Regions from separate parts of the Homo sapiens genome. Here region 1 is linked to region 2. A link is a loop called in an ENCODE intact Hi-C map of the cell type or tissue named here. Cell type or tissue: PC-3. All regions are shown on one strand. Links, peaks and the distances in the headings refer to the core of each region. The heading gives the core; the rest is flanking DNA.

The links. Peaks named below come from ENCODE experiments on the same cell type or tissue, not always from the same donor. Only the 100,000 strongest peaks of a DNase experiment are listed, where the experiment ranks them.
Region 1: it touches region 2 in a loop (4-fold over the local background); 2 of 110 quality-filtered maps call a loop at or near these places.

Annotation. Positions count from the first base shown.
Region 1 is chrX:16,599,147-16,609,670 of GRCh38, forward strand. It overlaps CTPS2 (CTP synthase 2), which reads right to left. Exons shown (of 19, transcript NM_175859.3): 17 at 10,395-10,524. Among named protein-coding and RNA genes, the nearest start is that of MIR548AM, 23 kb to the right of the region's middle. RefSeq lists an enhancer at 7,764-8,264. In PC-3, for the core only: no CTCF peak of the experiment used is centred there; a DNase peak (open chromatin) is centred at 4,905; H3K27ac peaks cover 1,668 bases.
Region 2 is chrX:16,432,019-16,442,542 of GRCh38, forward strand. LOC124905249 (a long non-coding RNA gene) reads right to left here. Exons shown (of 2, transcript XR_007068397.1): 2 at 5,359-7,043. Among named protein-coding and RNA genes, the nearest start is that of MIR548AM, 190 kb to the right of the region's middle. In PC-3, for the core only: a CTCF peak has its summit at 4,761 (motif pointing right); a DNase peak (open chromatin) is centred at 4,763; H3K27ac peaks cover 827 bases.

The DNA of each region.
Region 1 (10,524 bases), core at 3,470-5,969, 170 kb after region 2:
ATAAGATAGGGATGCCCTCTCTCATCACTCCTATTCAACATAGTGTTGGAAGTTCTTGCCAGGGCAATTAGACAGGAGAAGGAAATAAAGGGCCAAAAGTTTTTTTTAAAGGTCTATCTACCATTAATGAAAATCACAGCAAATATCTCTTATGCATGCGTGTGCCTCCCAAATCATGAAAACTCTCTTTTTAAAAAGTATTTTATGGTACCATTTCTTGCAAGACAAAACCAAAATCACCAGCAGCAACACAGAGGAATCACTATACTGACAAGACTTTACCACAATGGTCAACATGTAGTTCTTTTCTTTTTCTTTTTCTTTTTTTTCTTTTTTTTTTTTTTTTTGAGACAGTGTTTTGCTCTTGTTGCCCAGGCTGGAGTGCAATGGCGCAATCTCAGCTCACCACAATCTTCACCTCCTGGGTTCAAGCGATTCTCCTGCCTCAGCCTCCCGAGTAGCTGGGATTACAGGCATGTGCCACCACGTCTGGCTAATTTTGTATTTTTAGTAGAGACAGGGTTTCTCCATGTTGGTCAGGCTGGTCTCAAACTCCCAAACTCAGGTGATCCGCCCACCTCGGCCTCCCAAAGCGCTGGAATAACAGGCGTGAGCCACCGCACCCGGCACCCCCCCCCTTTTTTTTTCTTTTGACACACAGTCTCACTCTGGCACCCAGGCTAGAGCACAGTGGTGTGACCTTGGCTCACTGCAACCTCTGCCTCCCAGGTTCAAGATTCTTGTGCCTCAGCCACCCAAGTAGCTGGGATTACAGGAATGCACCACCATGCCCAGCTAATTTTTGTATTTTTAGTAGAGACAGGGTTTCGCCATGTTGGCCAGGCTGGTCTTGAACTCCTGACCTCAAGTGATCCGCCCGCCTCGGCTTCCCAAAGTGCTGGGATTACAGACCCACTGTGCCCAGCCAACATGTGGCTCTTGACAAACGAAAGGTTTGTCATAGTGAAGTTTGCTTGTCAAGGACTTCTGGCTCCCAATAAATTCCCAACATAAGAAAACAGATATTCCAAGGTGCTAGGGAAAGGGTATAGCAATGCCTCATATAGCCCACCTTTACGCTACCCCAAGGCAGCTGTTAAACCATTTCTTCTCCATTAACAGAAAGAGGTGGTTGGAATTTAAAGATTTTAATGGCATAGTTAGGATTCCCAGCATGCATGAGTTCCTTACAATACTTTATATTAAAATCCGTTTCCTGTGAAACAGCATGTTTTAAAAACAGATTGTCATGAACACAGTTTTCCCCAAAGCAGTATTACTACTATACTTATTTCCTTCATAAAGGGCCCCTGGAAGCCATAAAATATAAGAACAATGGAACAAAAACTTAGTCTGCTTTGAATGAGTTTTATATTTCATAGTAAACAGTAGAATACCACCCAGGCAGGGTGGTAAAAGCACACGGTAGTCTGTAGTACTATTAATTCCATTCGTGTCTGGCACCACACCATCCACACTGCAGTGCACCGTGATCTGGTTAAAAGCACCTTTTAACCAACGTTTATCCCACCCCAAGGGAAGGTGTACTCAAATGTGGTTCATTAACAATAATTTACCCTAAAAAATATCTCAAGGTATGGAGTTGAAGTCAAACAATCACAGGGGTGAATGGTTTTCTAAAATGTTTAAAAGAACAGTTCAAAAGAAAGCAAAATAGAATCTTTTGTTAATTTCAGTTCACTTTTGCTTGAAGTGTAACAAAGCGGGGAAAGTGGCATTTTGATAGCAGTTGAGTTTATAAAGCACCACCTCAACTGTCCCTCACAGCGGCCCTAAGGAGGAGAATCAGCAAGTTTAGGAGTAGTGACTTGGACAAAATTACTCAATAAGCAGCAGACGCAGAAGTAAAATCCATAGCATCTACCCTACTTGTCAATAGTGTCCCCACAGAAGTAAAATATTTTTGCACCACATGGTGCAAGAATGGCCCCTGGCAACATCAACCATGCAACTCAAAGTCAAAAAGCAAAGTGATTCCAAGTTTGAAACAAAGCGATTCCAAGTTTCAAGCAGTGCTGGAAACAGAATGTCGGATTTGTGCAAGGGAAAAGAGTACCTTGCTCTCCAAGTCCAAGAGAGAGCAGAGCCACGCAACGTAAGAGAAGCATGCCTGGGAGAGTGAAATGCACCCTCTGTGAACAATGGAGGGAGCCACTCTCACCTGCAATTCACCTAATAATTCACCTCCGATTCGCCACCTTGTCACCTCCGATTCACCTTGTTCACCTAACGAGTCCGTGAACAACCATTCTAATAGGATATAGATCCCTATTCCCCTCTCACTAAGCAGGTCAGGAATGTGTATCAAGACACAACAGGCAAAACCCTCTGGGGAGTTCAGGGAACTGCAAGCTGTTCCATATGGATTTGTGTGCATTTTATCCTATAAACCAAGGGAAGCCATCGGGGGGGGGGGGGTTTAAGTTCCAAAATAATGTGGGGAGATCATTCCAACCGCAGAAGACGGATTGGGAGGAAGCAAGCTGGAGGCAGAGAAACCAAGTAGGAGGCTTTGCAGTAGGCAAGAGATAGATACTGGAACTAAAGGAAAAGTAATAATAATAGCATCATCATAATAATTCCCATTTAAGTTCCTACCATAGACCAGGCACTACGCTCAGTGCTTTACATTTAGTGTGAAACTTAATCTTCATTTCTGCCATGTCAAGTGGGGACTATTACCATCCCCTTTTTATAAAGAAAGCAATGCACAGAAGAGCAAGGTCACAGCCAGCTGGGAAGTAAAAGAGCCAGTTTGAACTCGGTTGACAGCTAGAGTCCTGACTCCGGGCCATACTCCCTTGCAGCATGGCAGAAAATAGACAAAAGATGGAGTGAATTCCAACAACAGGAATTGCCAGCACCTGCTGACTATGAGCAATGGGGATGAGGGAGGAGGAATCTGAGCTTCCCCAGGGGAGTCCAGCCAGGTCACACTGTGTGGGTGATGGTACCACTTGCAGGAAGATATTAATCTTAATGTTAGTTAATCCTGGCAACCTGGGAGCATTCCCTGGGTACAACCACGAAAGAGAGAACAAGCTCTAATGCCAGCATTTCCCACACTGCTGGGACTGTGCGCTTGCAGGTCTGTGCCCTTTCCTGGATGGGAAGGTCTGTAGCTGAAGACCCCTAGAAGAAAGTCTATGGATGCAGGGGACGGGGGTAGCATTGGGGGTATGAATGTAAGGAAACTACAAAGTGGTATGTTTGGGCAGTTTTCCAGGAAGTGGGCCCACAGCTTTGATCACAATCTTGGAAGTCTGTCACCTCCCAAAATTTAGAGAACAGTTATACTACCTGATGAGTCCCCAGGTCAGGGAACATGTTCTTATTTAAGCACTTATTCAAGCACCCAGCACAGTGGCTGGGATAGAATAAGCTTTAACATAGGGGGTGTGTTGAGTGAATGGTGAAGTGTGCAGCCATTAAAAATGAACTTCATGCAACTTGGAAAAATGCATATGAAGTGTTAAGTTCAAAATACAAACTTCTGTAATTAATAAAGAATTTATGGTGCTATTCTGAAAACATATGAATATTCTGTTTCTTACAAATTTCACCCAGTGGCTTTAGCATCCACTGATGATCCTTATTTGAATCCATTATTACATCAGAGATGACATCTACATTTTTAATTGGCTTTTCTTTTTTCTTTGCTTTTGTATTTTCTTAGTATTATTATGGACTCATGGAATTTCAGAAAATGAAATGTGTTATAATCTAATACTGTCATTGTTCTTTTTGATGTTCAAATTGTCCAAAATAAGGCCAGTGGGTGCCCTTTCAAGCTGGCTTCTTTGACCTTGGAAAACTCATACCCCTTTCATTTTCAGCTGTTCCTTGCTTTAAATACAGCAATATGTTCCAGGCTCATCTTGTACTTTTCCTGCCCCAGTCCTGGAATCAACCATTACTTCCAGGAGCCCTAGTTCATTTCAAATTTTTGGTATTTAAAAACCAAAATGGCCTGGCGCGGTGGCTCACACCTGTAATCCCAGCACTTCGGGAGGCCGAGGCGGGTGGATCACGAGGTCAGGAGTTCAAGACCAGCCTGGCCAAGATGGTGAAACCCCATCTCTACTAAAAATACAAAAAAATTAGCCGGGCATGGTGGCGGGCACCTGTAATCCCAGCCACTCGGGAGGCTGAGGCAGAGAATTGCTTGAACCCGGGAGGCAGAGATTGCAGTGAGCCGAGATCATGACACTGCACTCCAGCCTGGGCAACAGAGTGAGACTTGTCTCAAAAATAAATAAATAAATAAATAAATAAATAAATAAATAAATAAAACCAAAATGGAGAAAAATGTTCCTTTGCAAAGGAGATCTCCAGACCGTCACTGTATCACTCTTTCATCTTTTCTGTAGGTTTGCAAGTTTTCAAAATAAAAGAGTGTGGGTGTGTGTGTATATATATCTATATAGATAGATAGATACACTCACTATTATTACAGCCACAGAAAGAATCATATACAGGTATAGGCTCATAGGAAATATTTGAAAATGAGCACAGTAATTATGTTAGGCTGGTGGGTTTGTGGGTGCTTTTTTTTTCTCTCTCTCTCTTTTCTAAATTTTCTGTAATGCTACATGTAGAAGTTAACAGAAAACAAAACCATCCCAGGCTAGAAGTCAGCATGTTACTTAGCAGGAAAAAACCCCGATATATTGTCACAGAAGAGAGACCAGAGACAATGGTGAATGAAATGGGTTCCTTCTCACCCTGACTGTTGCCAGGACTCAACAAATATAGAGGGAAGGGCTAAGCACAGAGGAGAGAATGGACTTAGATCCTAGGGGCACACAAAGGAAAGAGGAAACGGAAGGAACTGGCTTCAGGTGTGTACTTCCTTTAAAGACTCTCTTATTACAAAGTAGTTTCGGCTTTTGGGTTTGGTCTGAAACAGTCAAGCAAATACAGTGAATCACTGAGTACCTTTCCCTCCTGTTGTTTTTGTACCACGCTGCTTCCTGTTTTGCCACAAAAAGATGATTTATCTGCACAAGAGACAGTAATTGCTGGATGGAGACATGGAATCCAAAGTTCCAAAACTAGAATAAAATGCTACTCAAATGACTCAAGATTCTGGTTTTATACTTAAAAATATGTTTCCCAAAAAGCTGCATTTCTGTGAACTGCAAACTGAACCCCATCTAAGTTTTTGCTTTCTGATATACATCAAGCACTGTCCAAGGAAGAGAGTTTTACTCTGATCTGACAAATAAAAACTGGAAGTTGTGCCTAAACTTGGTGTGTAGTGATTGCTCCCAAGAGCCTTGCAGGCAGCCACAGAGACACACATGCTAGAAAACAATCTATGAACTTTAGACTCTGATCCTTCTCTCCTTACTTAAAAATGGAATTCTAGGCCTCAGGCCAGGCACATTGGCCCATGCCTGTAATCTCAGCACTTTGGGAGGCCAAGGTGGGCGGATTGCTTGCGCCCAGGAGCTTGAGACCAGCCTGAGAAACAAAAAAAAAAAAAAAGGAATTCCAGAAAGAGATTAGATGCTCTGTTTCTAGATTTAAACAAGCAAACAAACAAAGAAAACTTGCAATTACAAGCACCTTCATATTCTCCTGAAATGTATTTCTTATAATTACATGAAGCAGTCTCATTCTTTTACATTATGTGTCAGCAAGACCATGCAAATTTGTGGTTGCCTTTTATACGTGAGACAAATTGTTTAGACACCAGAGGAGAGAGATCAGCAAAGAATTGCAATGATTTATTTAATGGACCATTATTTCCCATTTGATTTTTTTATTTTCAAAATGGTTTGTTAGTTAGACTCGTGTAAAAAAAGAGTTAACAGCAGGCTTGAGGCTGCTATCTTTCAAAGGGCCTGCTTGCAGGGTTAGTTCTTGGCTGGTGTCCGGGAACATGGCTTTCGGAATGTGTGCTCCATTACTAACTGATAAGGTCATTTTGCTGGGCTTAGGCTGTTTATACAATGTGATCTATGGTGAACACCTGCTTTCCCTCTGGCATCTGGAATTTTGGTGGTTGCTAGGTAGAAAATGCCTATGTGACCAGCCCTCGAAATATCCCTAAACTCTGAGCCTCAAACTGGCTCATCTGGGCAGAAACATCACATAGGCATAGTTGCATTTTCACTGCTGGAAGGAAGGCGAACTCGACGTGACTTATCACAGGAGAGAGATCATAGGAAACGTGCAAATGAATTTCTCCAGACTCCACTTATCTTTCCCATTACTGATCTTGCTGTGCATGTTTACTTTGCCACCATAATAAATATTAGCTATAAGGCCGGTCGCGGTGGCTCACACCTGTAATCCCAGCACTTTGGGAGCCCGAGGCACACGGATCACCAGAGGTCAGGAGTTCAAGCCCAGCTTGGCCAACATGGTGAAACCCCATCTCTACTAAAAATACAAAAATTAGCTGGGCATGGTGGCGGGTGCCTGTAATCCCAGCTACTCGGGAGGCTGAGGCATAAGAATTGCTTGAACCCGGGAGGTGGAGGTTGCAGTGAGCCAAGACCACATGATTGCACTCCAGCCTGGGCAACAAGAGTGAAACTCCATCTCTAAATAAATAAATAAATAAATATTAGCTATGAGTACAGCTATATTCTGATTACTTTCAGCAAATCACCAAAGTGTGGGCAGTCTTGGGGGGACCCCCTAAACAAGACTCTTATTTTGATTTTGCATGTATTTTTAAATAGCTCATAAAAACCTAAAAAATACTGTCCTGAAGCTATTGTGCCCTTGAACTGCCCACTACAAGCCTAAAACCAGGTGAAATTGGTCTTCCTAACTGCTGCCATTCTGTAGATAATGAAGTAGCTGAGAATTTAGCTCACTAGCTGTAAATCCCAAAATAATAGTCTTACTGCAACTTCCCAGGCCCTAAAAGATAAATATTCTCCGCTAGGCAGAATGCGGAGGTTACACCTCAGGTACGCTTAACTCAAAGGCAAGGATTTTTACACTCCATGCTTTAAAGACATTGGCCGTACACGTGCCATACAATTGAATATCATCAGCGCCAACTTCTGGGAAAGGAAGTCATTATTCTAGTGTTCATATTCCTTGTCACATTGTTTAGGGTTGATTACAAGCAGTAATCTTGTTTGTCAGAAATACAGCCCCAACTCAGCTCACATTAGAGCCTGGCATCAGAGTAGTCATTTGCTTTTCAAAGCTCACTAATCTCATGGAGCTGGGCAGAGAGGAGTTGAAGTGCAAGGTTCCTCTGGAATCCTGGTGTCTGTCACTGGATTAATTCATAGTCACCACCCTCTGTCAGAAAACTCTCTGAAATGTGTCAAGATTTGACTCCCCTGCTACCTGCATTCATTACTTTAATGGGTAATAAACAACCCCTGTGTGTAAGGGAGCCAGGGAGATAAAGATAAATAAGATGCTGGCTGTCCTTAAGGAATGTACCAATTTGTGGTTGATACACGTAGGAATTCCCTCAGTGTCATGGAAGCCTACTAGTCAGCTATAATTCCAATGCCAGCATCAGAGCTTGGTTAAGAGGTCTTTCCTTCTCTCTGAGACATACTATATCTCACTCAGGAGTCACTAGCAATCAGTCAGTTTTTTCAGAAACTACTAGGAAGCCTTTTTTTTTTTTGAGACAGGGTCTCCCTCTGTCGCCCAAGCTGGAGTGCAGTGGTGCAATCTCAGCTCACTGCAACCTCTGCCTCCCGGGTTCAAACGCTCCTCCTGCCTCAGCCTCCCTAGCAGCAGCGTGTGCCACCACGTCTGGCTAATTTTTGTACATTTAGTAGATACGGGGTTTCACCATGTTCGCCAGGCTGGTCTCGAACTCCTGACCTCAGGTGATCTGCCCACCTCGGCCTCCCAAAATGCTGGGATTACAGGCGTGAGCCACCACACCCCGCTGGAAGCTCTACCCAGAGACCACCACCCGCCATGCGGGAATTGGCAGGCCATACAACACACAGGTGGGCAGTCCACACGAGCCAGACAGGATTTGTATATTAGTTGGTATTTGCAAACAGCCAGATAGTTATAAGTGAGTTATTTCTCCCAGCCATCTAACTTGTCCCACTATCACCTTCCTTTCAGTGTGAGAATCTAAAATAACGGGAATTGTAAAACGGCTGCAAAGGGTCACAGCCCACATCTGACATGGGACCACATTAGGATGTCCAATCAGTGGCATAAGCTGTGCAGTCTCAGAACACAGGAAGCTCTTCTTCAGATGAAATCTCTCTTGCAGAACCATGGCACATGAGCCAGATAAAGTGGAGCTGCTCAGCTGAAGCAGGAAGGAGCCCAGAGCCCCCATGGCCTGCTCCCGCAGCAGCCCAGACTCCAGCTCCGAGAGCACAGTTTGAAAGTCAGTGCACTGAAAGGGGTGAACATCAATACAGTAAGATGCCCAAAGTGCAAATTATGTGAAGCTGTTCCCATATGAACACATGGTGAAAGGAAATGCTAGAGAGCTGTGAGCTTCTCCTAGCAGGTAATGACACAAATAAGTAGGGTTGTGTAACAAGCACACACGTGCACACCACACACAGATCCTGCCAGCCCTCAACAGCAACACTGCGAGGGTTGTTTGCCAGAATGAGGGTTGGCAGTGGTAATCTTCTGAACAACATATATCTGGTTATTGTGGTAATAACCCCTACCAAAGTCTATGATATTCTGGATGGTTGCTTCTGCTTTTCAAGTTATTAGGTACGATATCCTTGGATGAGAAGAAAGAAAAATAAACTCTCCCCAAACTAGTATTGAAATGTAATGAAATTTTGGCGGGACACGGAGGCTCACGCCTACAATCCCAGCACTTTGGGAGGCCAAAGCAAGCAAATCACTTTAAGGTCAGGAGTTCGAGACCAGCCTGGCCAACATGGTGAAACCCTGTCTCTACTAAAAAATACAAAAATTAGCCAGGCATGGTGGCACACACCTGTAGTCCCGGCTACTTGGGAGGCTGAGGCAGGAGAATCTCTTGAACCTGGGAGGTGGAGGTTGCAGTGAGCTGAGATTGCTCCACTGCACTCCAGCCTGAGCAACAGAGCAAGACCCTGTCCCTAAATAAATAAATAAATTAATTTAATTTAATTTAATTTTAAAATCCCTAAGGAATTTTTTATTCAAACTTGATTTTTAAAAAGCATTGTACAGGCTGGGCACAGTGGCTCATACCTATAATGCCAGCACTTTGGGAGGTCAAGGCAGGAGGATTGCTTGAGGTCAAGAATTCAAGACCAGCCTGGACAATATAGTGAGACCTTGTCTCTACAAAAATAATAAATTAAAAAAATTAGCCAGGCATGGTGGTGTGTGCCTGTAGTCCCAGCTAATTGGGAGACTGAGGCAGGAGGATTTCTTGAGCCTAGGAGTTCAAGGCTGCAGTGAGCTATGATTGTGCTACTGCACTCCAGCCTGGGTGACAGAGCCAGACCTTATCTCTAAGAAAATAATAAATAAATAACAGTTTGCCTGGAGGAATAGCAAAACACACTAAACATGTTAATAATGGTGGGAGTAGGATCGATAAGGTCCTGATTTATAATAATGCTATGAAAATGAAAAGGATGGCAAAGGTTCAGGTGTAAGAGATAAAATCATCAATGGAACAAAATAGAAATCCCTGAAACAAAGTCAAATTACTCAACTCGTTGACAATTTGGCAGGGAAGTAGGGAGCCAAATCCCAACCTCACAGGTTTCACTGAAAATAAAATCCATATAGATTATAGATTTAAACTATGAAATTGAAACCAGAAAAATGCTAGAGGAAAACACAGGGGTTATTATTTATATAATCTTTCCATAAGGAAAGATGTTAGGCATGAGAGTAAAGGCAGAAGCCACAAAAGTAAAATATTTGACTACATACATTTTTAAAAAACATAAAAAAGGACTAAACTCTTTAGGGAGAACAAAACTACCATTAACAATTTAGAAGGAAAGCAAAATCACTTTGAAAAATATTTGCAGCCTAACAAAGGATTAATGACCTTTATACATAAAGAGCTTACCAATCAGTAAGGAAAATAATACAATACCAAAATGAAGAAAAGATATGAACAAACTATTCATAAAACAAACAGCCAATAAACATATAAAAATTCATATATATTAATCAAAGAATCAACAAAAGACAATCTTTTCACTTATCAAAATGAAAAAAATTTCTAAAATAATACCCAGTGTCATCACGATTTGGAAAGCTGACACATTACTACCGTAGGTGTGATTAAATCATTTTCACAAAGAGAAGAAAATTATGTTTAAGAGAAAAAAACTGATTCTTCACATTTAAAAATTCTATAGTGGTATTAATTTTTGTAAGAAACCCTAAGATATTAATAACTATGCATCTTGGTTTATTGCTAAGAGCAGTAAGCTGGTTACCTGGAAGACAGTTTGCAACCCTGTTGCAAGTAGGCATTCAGGTTCCCAGTTGCTGCAAGTAACAGCCCCAGATACGGAGGGGAAGGCTTCATCGGCCTAGAAGAAAACTCAGGATGGAACTGGACACCAA
Region 2 (10,524 bases), core at 3,505-6,004:
TTTCAACTCAGTATTCAAGAAAAGTTTTTGAAACCTTTTGATTACCCTGACAGCTGAAATGGAATTTTTACAAGGACAGCATGTTTGGAGCCAAAGATCTGGCTGACACAATGAATGTGATGATGAAAATAATTTTACATCAGCCCAGCCTAGGATATTGCCTTCATTTAAAATTTATATTAGACAGGTTTTTTTTTTAACATTTTTCCTCTAAAAGAAAACAGTAGTTTTCAACTCTTTCCGTCAGCCAAGAAAAGTCCTAAAGCTTTGGAGATTTGGATAGTTACAAGAGTCCAAGAAACCTATTTCCCAGCATCCTATCTTAGAATTATTTTCAGAGGTTTTGGAAAGAAAAGAAATCCTAGGGGCTACATAATTAAGAAATTAGTCTATTTCGGGATAACAGTATACCCCTGCAGAGATTTAATAAATGGTGTTTGAACACGTAAAAATGGCCCCAATAAAATATCCACCCTCTCCAAACTGTGTCCTACTGGGTATTGACACAGCAGTGGTTGCAGGTTCAAATTGGAGATCAGATGCAAGGCACACTATTGGCTTTAATTTTCACTCGGCCTTGTGGAAGGGCAGAAGACAGGAAATAGCATGTACAGCACCTTCATTTCTTCAGGATACCCGTGGTAGGCAGAATCACAGTGCCCCAAAGATATTCATGCCCTAATCTGCAGAACCTGTGAATATGTTACATTACATAGCAAGGAGGAATTAAGGTGCAGATAGAATTAAAGTTGATAAGTCAGCTGACCTTAAAACAGGAAAACTACTCTGTGTATTATCTAGATGAGCCTGAAGTAATCAGAAACATCCTTAAAAGTGGAAGAGGTTGGCAGATGAGGAGGTCAGAGCGATGCAATGTAAGAAGGGCTCAATCCTCCATTGCTGGCTTTGAAGATGGAGGAAGGGACCATGAGCCAAGGCATGCCAGATGCCTCTAGAAGCCAGAAAAGCCAAGAGAACAGATTCTTCCCTAGAGCCTACGGAAAGGAATGCAGCCCTGCCAACACCTTGATCCTAGCTACTGTGAAACTGTGTCAGACTTCTGTCCTGCAGAACTATAAAGTGATAAATTTATGTTGTTTCCAGCCGCTAAGTTCGTGAGGATTTGTTACAGTAGTGATAGGAAACGAATGCAATGCCTGACAGCTACCCAAGTGCACAGCTTCTTTTGCCCCCACACCCACACAGGAAATGCAAGTTTGCCACAGAATGACATCCAAAGTGTCATAAAATCACCTTGACACAGAGAAGCCACAGTCACAGCTTCCCAACAATCTTTTATATGGTTCCAGTAACACAAGCCCCAAAACTGCATGTCAGCCCCCAGCAGCCCCAGTCCAGAAGAGGTCCCACAGAGCAGGGCTTCACAGCAAGCAGGGCAGGTGCAATATTCCACATCTGTTGATCACTGCAGTTTCCAAAGAAACAGGACTCTGTGGTCGATGGTTCTCACAGGCAGGCCTGGATCAGCCCAGTGCTAAGGTTAACCCTTTACTCACAATTGTGATCCCAATGTCATAATATATATGTACATTATAGATTGGAGGAATCTGTCACTGTTTGAATCTTGGGTGCAAATAGGGTCCCCTCCCCACAGAAGCCAAAGGCCAAGTACTTGCTTTCCCTGGACCCAGGCACTAGGAAGATGATGCACATGACCTAAGCTCAGCCAATCAGGATGCCAAGAAGGAAGTTTGGAATGTCTTCTAATACTGTCAGTCACGACAGCGTTCAATGCCCAGTGAGAAGAGCAGTTGGACCCAAAAAGTCTGGCTTGGGACATTTTGGGACCACAGGATTCTAGTCCATTTCCTGAGCCTGGTTCAACAGCTTTCCCATTACTTGATAGCCTTCTAATCAATTCCTTTTCTGCTTAGGATAAGCAAGCTCAGTTTATGCTGTTTATGTCATGAACCCTAACTGGATCAGAAATTGTTACCAGGAGGGGCTTCAGACAGCAGATCTTCTGGAATTGAGGAGAATCCAGGATTGGTTATATAACTTGGTTGGGGTAAGGGCAGCAAACATTCAGGAATGAAAATCTGGTAAACAGTGGCCCACAGTGGAAGAGCAACTAATCAAACTGTAATTTATACAGTAATTTTTTTTGTAAGCAAGACTTGGGGGCCCACATTGGTGGTTTGTAAGCAAGCCTTGGGAGCCCACATTGGTGGTGCCATATACAGCAGCATGAGAAACCAGGACTGGAGAATGAGGTGGCTAATACTGGAAAGCTTAAAGAGAGAGAATGATACTCAAATCCCTAGTTCTTGGCTGAAAGCAAAACCCAGAACCAGGAGGATTTTGTATCCCTGTGCTAAAAAAGAATGTCTTATTTTTTGTAGCAGCAGTACAAAACTACCCAGAATCAATCCTCTACTCCAGTGGGGACTAATTTAGAACATCAACTGAATCACAGACTCATCAAGGGCCTTATATGAAAGTTAGGGCATCAATAAGGAAAGAGCAGACCCTGAGAACTGCAATGGTGTTCAGTGGGAGGGTGTCAAGGCCTCAAACACCAAATCTCCAAACTCCACTGAACCTAGGTTTTCAGCTCAAGCCATTCTTCCTCCCACGTCTGAGGCAGCTCATGACTTACCTGAAGACTCCGTAACTCTCTTTCCTTGTAAGAATTACCTTGCACAAGGAAGACTAACCTTCACAGGCCCTGAATCCCCTAATGAAGGGGAAGTCAGGCAGGGCCTTAAAGAAGTGTCCTGAAATTACTTCACAAAAATATTGGGGAATCTTCCTCCTATCCTTTGACTTGTAAATATTTATCAAGGAAACAGCGTATTGGGCAAAGGGAAATGCCTACCCATTTCAGATATTATTGAACATTGAATCTGAGTAAATAACACTGCCACTCACTAATTAGGGTGGAGACTTACAAGATTCAGGTGATCAATAGCATTTAGGTCCCAGTCCCAGTCTAATTTAAAGTGGACAGACTAACACTCTGAACTCAGCCCATGATAGTTTATCTATCTGTTTCCTAAGGATTTACTTTGAATAGGTAAATCTAGCCACTGCTAGAATCCCCACATTGTCTCTGAACCACAGGTAAAATAAGTCCAATGGAAGCCCCTAGGATTACCCATTGCACTCAAAATGAAAAATAAAAAGCAATACCATATCTGAGAAAATTATAGCAATTAGTGTCACCATGAAAATCTTAAGAAATGCAGGGAAGGTGATTCCTAGTACATCCCCACCTAACTTTCCAGTTTGTCCAGTGCAGAGGATGGGGGCTTCTTGGAGAATGATGGTGGATTGACATGTGCTTCATGAGGGGGTGATTCCAATTGCAGCTGCATTTATGGATGTGGCCTACTAATGAGGAAACATAACCCAGTCCCTGGTGTCTGGCATTTATTCATTCTTCAGTGAATTGAGCACCTACTATGTTCCAGGTAATGTTCTAGGTACTGGGTATAGTGAAGTGAGCAAAACAAACAAAAATGTCCATCCTTGCAGAGTCAAATATCTTTGTCTCTTATCTGATAAACACCAGAAGCATTTTGCTTTTACCTAGCAGGGATAGCAGAACACCTTACCAACTTGTCACAGGGCTTTTCTAGTTCTGTTCCACAATTTGCTATGCAGGAACCTTGACTTTCTCGCCACCACACAGGACATTCCTGAATACTGTATCATATTAAGAAGACATGAAGAGCAGGGACCAGATTGGCTGGGTTCAAATCCTATCTCTACTGCTTTCTAGCTGTGTGATTTTGAACAGGTTACTTAACCTCTCTGTGCCTCTATTCTCCTATCTGTAAAAGGTAAAATCCCACGGTATTTTGGGGAGGGCTAAAGTTGTTAATATATGTAAAGTGCTTTAGTACCTAAAGAAATAAATTTTCCACAAGAATGATTTTCATTTAGTGAGAAGCCAAGACTTTCACATTACCATGCTGGCCTCCACACACATTCCCTTGAGAAAAAAAGGTGAGAAAAAAACTCATTAAAAAAAAAAGGTGAGGAGTAAGTATCATCTTACTATTAAGGGTCAGTTGAGTTGCTGCTACTCGATACAAGCAGGGATGAGTATGAATGAAATTGGGTGAGTCTTACAGTTCCTCCTATTATTATCTTGTCCAGTAATAAAAATTAATGAAATACTAATACAGGACAATCCAGGCAGGCCCACCAAGAGTTCAATTTCCTTAGAAATGAAGATTTGAGTGACTCTACTAAGTAAAACACACTGAGAATCTGAGGTACAGGCTGCAGGCAAAGGAGATCTGGAATAGGGAGAGGTGGGAGTTATAAATACCAGCTGTTGCCTTGTGGTAGAAGTATAAATGGTGACAGTAGACGCTACACATTTCCTTGATTACTGTGACATGAAAATATGGAAAGAAAAGTACATGTGGATATCAAGTAGCCAAAGAATACATTGTAATTGCTTTTCTAGGAAGGGTTTTCCAGGATCTGGATGCTATCCTTAAATCTGGAGAATGTCCCATGGCGTGAGCCTTAGGGAAGGCAGTTCCTCCCTCTTGCAAAAGAAAAGATCAGATTCTGGCTTTCTCTGAGCCCTGGCTGCTGCGCTAGGAGGGGGCACATAGTCTAAGCTTGGCCAATCAGGTGCTCCCACTCAGCTCTTTGAATCTTGAGTTAATGACTCAAAGAAAGTCTTAGCGGTGGTGCTGACAGGGCTTCTAGTATCCAGTGCAGCGGTGTCACCCACAGAATATGTCCAGCAGTGGCAACAGAGGCGTCCGAATCAGACTGTTCCACTAGAGGGCGCTCGAAAGAAGTTCTGGTAGCCCAGTTTAATATGGATGCCTCCTACCACGTTCCCAGTCAGGTTCTCCAAGAGTCCCATATTTCTTTGAGCTGCCTGATATCTTACCAATAAGCTTCTTTTCTCATCAAGGTAATGAGGGTAGCTTAAAGTGATTTGCAACCAAGAACTCCGGCAAGTTTTCACAGAAAAAAAAAAAAAAGACTGAAGAGAAATATATCAAAATGCCAACATTTTAGAATTAAAGTAATTTTTATTTTCTACTTTACGTTTTTCTGTCATTTTCAAATTTCCTAAAGTGAACATATATCTTACTTTTAAAGTTAAAATGTTAGTAGAGATAATAAAAATAATACTAATTGATGGCAATTGGTTTATTAGTGAACCAATTTTTAGAAAAGTAAAGTACTGGGGAATATTTAAAAGGTATGTTTTGGTGGTGGGTAGGAAAAGTTTGAAGTACAGAATACCTGTTTAGGACAGTGCACTTAGGTGAGACAATGAGAGCTCTTCTAGAGAGAAAAATACCTTAAAAGGGTGTCTTAGCCAGCTCAGGTTGCAATAACAAAGTATCATAGACTGGGTGGCTTAAACAACAGAAATTTATTTTCTCCCAGTTTTGGAAGCTGGGAAGTTTAAGATCAAGGTTCTAGCGGATTGCAGATTCTGGTGGTGCCACAGCTTTCTTCCTGGCTTGCAGATTACTGACTTTTTCCTGCATCCTTACATGGCCTTTCCTCTGAGGGCACAAGGAGGGGGAAAGAGAGAGAGACCGCACATGAGCATGAGTGAGCGCATGTGCGGGCCAACCCCAGTGTCTTTTCTTATAAGAACATTAATCCTATCAGATCACGGCCCCACCCTTACAACTTCGTTTAACCTTAATCACTTCCTTAGAGGCCACAGCCACACTGGGGGTTAGGGTTTCAGCATATGGATAGGGAGGTGGGGGTGTAAACACAGAGGGGATGAGACATCAAAGAAAAAATTACCCTGGTTCTGACACTTTCAGATCCCTGTATAAAAAACAGGTGTTGGGATGGGAAATATTGTCTTTTCATGACATTCGGCATGATCTTGGGGGTGCATGGCTAAAATAGTATGGTAGACAAGATCTACCATACTTAGACAGAAAGTCAAGAAATGCAGTGCTCACATCATCAGAAAGATCATCAACATAGACACAGCCAATCCTCATTATTCACAGATTCTCTGTTTGCAAATTTGTCTACTTTCTAAAATTTATTTGCAGCCCCAAAAATCAATATGCTTGGAACTTTAGCAGTCATTCGCAGACATGTGCAGAGCAGCAAAAAATTTGAGTTGCCCAACGTGCACGCCACCAGCTGAGTCAAATGAGGCGACACTCTGCCTTCTTGTTTCAGCTCTCAGGCTATAAACAAGTGTCCTTTTCACTATTTAGTGCCATGTTTTTTGCATTTTTGTGCTTTTTGTTGGTGATTTTGCTGTTCAAAATGGTCCCCAATGACTGGGTAGGGTGGCTTACACCTGTAATCCCAGCAATTTAAAAGGCTGAGACGGGTGGGTCACTTGAGCCCAGGAGTTTGAGAGCAGCCTGGGCAACATGGCAAAACCCCATCTCTACAAAAAATACCAAAAAAAAAAATTAGCCAGGCCTGCTGGTGGCATGTGCCTGTAGTCCCAGCTACTCTGGAGGCTGAGATGGGAGGATCACCTGAGCCCAGGGAGGTCGAGGCTGCAGTGAGCCATGATGGCACCACTGTACTCCAGCCTAGGTGATATGGTGAGATCCTGTCTCAAAAAAACAAAAAACCTAAAAATGGTCCTCAAGCTTAGTGCTGCCTAGCACTCCTAAGTACAAGAAGGCTGTGATGTACCTTATGGGAAAATAAATAAATAAATACATAAATACATAATTTGTGTTAGAAAAGCTTCTTTCAAGCATGCATTCTAGCTGTAAGTTCAATGTTAATGAATCAACAATATATATTAAACAAGGTGTCTTTAGACAGAAACATATATAAAACAGGGTTATGTTTGATCTATTCATGACAATGTAGTTACCAGAAGCTTGCAGGAACTTGTGCTTTTCCCCTAGGAACGATGTTTAGTATTCACTGATTCGGTGTTCATCGCAAGTTTATACACCCTAACTACCCCAAATAATGAGAATCAACTGTATTTAAATCACCAGGAATTATGCTGGAGCAGTGCTGGAAAGAATGACAGGAAGCGTTCTTCCTTGTACTCTTCAAGAAAGAAGAATGACCCAGGACTCTGGAGATGACTGCAACAAGAAAGAGGAGAAAGTGGTGAAGTCTGATGGCATGAGATGCAAAGCCAAAGGACATTAGGAAGGAGGAAGAAATTTCTGGAAGAATCAATGAGGAGCAATGAAACAATCAATGGGAACTAATATCAGAAATGTGAGACAGCAGGGGTAGGTTTGTGACAGAAATTTTTTGGCTCTTAAGTGGCACTAAACCTCACTATGGTATTCATCATCCCTCCTACGCTCTGTAATGGGAGCCCTGATTCTCCCCCTCTTCACATAGCTACAATAGCGGGTCACCTCGCTTCTAAATCTTCACATTTGGAAAAAGAAAAGAACAGCTTCATAGTACAAAGGCATAATTCTGCTTCACAACTCAGTATGTTACAAAATATAATCCATTTTCCTTTGCCATTTTTACATAAACACTTTTATTATGCCCATAGAGAAGAAAGGTTACCTTTTGAGGGAAATTATTCATGAGGGAAAAAAAATTAGAATTTTGAACAAGCCATTTAGGTGACCTATAGAGATGTGTGAAAATAGGATTTCAATCTGTATTCAATGACTAATCCGAAAAGATGAAAACGTAATTAAATTGCAGTAGCACCCCTCAGTTTAATTTAACCTTTAAGGGGCCTGGTCAATGTTCTCTTAAAATTAATTTCAACCTGTGACTTTCCAGGGAACAGAGAGAAATAGAACTTATACTTAAATACATGCATGCATATTTATAAACATAGTTTATTTACCTTTATGCTTTTTCTCCCAACAGGTAAGTCTAGATTGCTTTTTTAATTTATTTATTTTACTTTAAGTTCTGGGATACATGTGCAGAATGTGCAGGTTTGTTACATAGGCATACATGTGCTATGGTGGTTTGCTGCACCTATCAACCCATTATCTAGGTTTAAAGCCCTGCATGCATTAGGTATTTGTCCTAATGCTCTCGCTCCTCTTGCCCCCCTCCCCCGCCCCCGCCAACAGGCCCCAGTGTGTGATGTTCCCTTCCCTGTGTCCATGTGTTCGCATTGTTCAACTCCCCCTTATAAGTGAGAACGTGCAGTGTTTGGTTTTCTGTTCCTGTGTTAGTTTGCTGAGAATGATGGCTTCCAGCTTCATCCATGTCCCTGCAAAGGACATGAACTCATTCTTTTTTATGGCTGCATAGTATTCCATGGTGTATACGTGCCTCGATTAGAAATTTACCAAAAGTTTAATATCTCACAAGTTCAAAAAAAGTGTTCAGAGCTTGCTTTTCTCTACTTATTTTGGGTTTATCATTTCATTCCTTTTAAAAATATTAAAGAAGTAGAAATCAAATTATGTGCCAGTTTGACAAGATCCTCCCACCTTTAGGAACAGAAAAAATTTAATAAATTGTCATCACTAGCCTGAAATGATTGAATATATAATTTACCTAAAGTTTAATAAAATAGCTGAACTAGGACACAATGGGGAGAAGTGTTTCATGAAGAAAAATGTGGACTAATTCATATGAGAATTATTTTAAAGGCATACTTGGAACTCTTGCTTGATTAAGTTTAAGAAATAGTAACATTGCCAAGGGCTGGCACAAGAAGAAGGAAGCAGACACTCTCCTACACAGCAGTGGCAATTTAAGCTGTGTCCAAATTTCTAGAAGGCAATTTGGCAAGATATATCAAAAGCTGTAATAACAGATGTCCCCATTGACCACAACTGCCACTTTTCTTGGAATTTATCTTAAGAAAATGAATGAAGGATGTAATAAAATTTTGCACAACATTGATTACTCTGTTGTTTAAAATTAGAGAAAATTAGAAACAATGAAAATGCCTAACAATAAAGAATTGCTTAAATCGCAGGGCCCTCCCTCTCCCACCCTCACTCCCTTCAGTCTATTCTCAGTGCAGTGGCCAGTGTTATCCAATTAACAAGCAATGACCTGATGGTCACATCACTCGTGTGCTCCAAAGCCTCCAATGGTTCCCCTCACTCAGGGTCAAAGCCAAATCTTTACCATGATCTAGCACCACATTTTGCATAGTATAGAGTTGCTATTTAAGTGGCTCTTCCCTACAAGGGTATGTGATCCAGGTAACCTGTGGTCTTCACCTTAGACACAGAAGAGTCTAGAATTTTAAGTAGCTCCCTCTGAAAGTATATTCCAGATGATATTAGCCCTGAGAGACACATAAATGTTTAGTATTTTCTACAAAATTCTGAGTAGATTTGAGATATTGAACAGAACGCTGTTTTTCCCTATGAAGTGACTATTGAGTTCTGTATCACTATCAAGTGACTATCATCCATCATCTAGACTACTGCAAAGCTGCCTACTCCATTTCCTGGCCAGCCATTCCCTGTCCTCTCCAATCTATTCACCACAGTGCATTGAAAGTAATCTCTTTTTTAAAAAGCGGTCATAATTTCCTCATGCTTAAAACCTATCAAAGCCTTCCCATTTCTCTACATATCAAGATCTAATTTACTGATGGTCAAGGTTCTAGAACATTGCTATGTAATGGAAATATATTGGGAGCCATGTATGTAATTTTAAATTTCATAGTAGCCATTTTTTATTTTAAAAAATAGAATTAATTTTAATACTGTATTTTATTTTAGTCAATATTTTCAAAATAGTATCATCTTAATATGTAATAATTCAAAAATTATTGATGAGATGCTTTACATTCAGTTTTTCATAGCAAGTCTTTAAAATCTGGTGTGCGTTTTACCCTTACAGCACAACTCAAATTGGACTAGCCACCTTTGACATGCTCCATAATCCATCATGTCATGTGGTTAGCAGCCACCATACTGGATAGTGCAATTCTACAAGGTCAGGACCATGCCTACCTCTTTAGCCTTCTAATAAGATTCATGCTATAGGTATATCTAACCACCAGGTTCTCCAAGTTGCCATTCTCTCTTTCCCAGTCCTTTATTCATGTTGAGTTTTTATACAACAAATAATTTGAAAGAAGAAAAATAAGCAAATTTTTAAATAGGCAAAAGATTTGAAAAAACATTTTACCAAAAATATATACAAATAGCTAATAAGCAGATGAAAAGATACTCAACAACATTAGGCATTAGGAAAATGCAAGTCAAAACCAAAATAAAATAGCATTTCACAACCACTAGAATAGTTATAATTTAAAAGACAAACAGTAACAAGTATAGATGAGGATGTGAAGAAACTGGAAATCCTCATACATTGCTACCAAGATTGTAAAATAGTACACTTATTTTGGAAAACAGTCTTGTAGTTTCTCAAAATGTCAGAGAGTCACCATATGACCCAACAATTCCACTCCTAAGTATCTACCTAAGGGAAATGAATGAAGATGTATGTTTATAGAAGACATATGTCTCTACAAGACTTGTAGAAGCAATCAAAATGTTCATCGATAAATAAACTGTGGTATATTCATACAACACAGTACCATTCAGCAATAAAAAGGGACAAAGCACTGATACATGCTACAACTTGGATGAATCTCAGAAACAT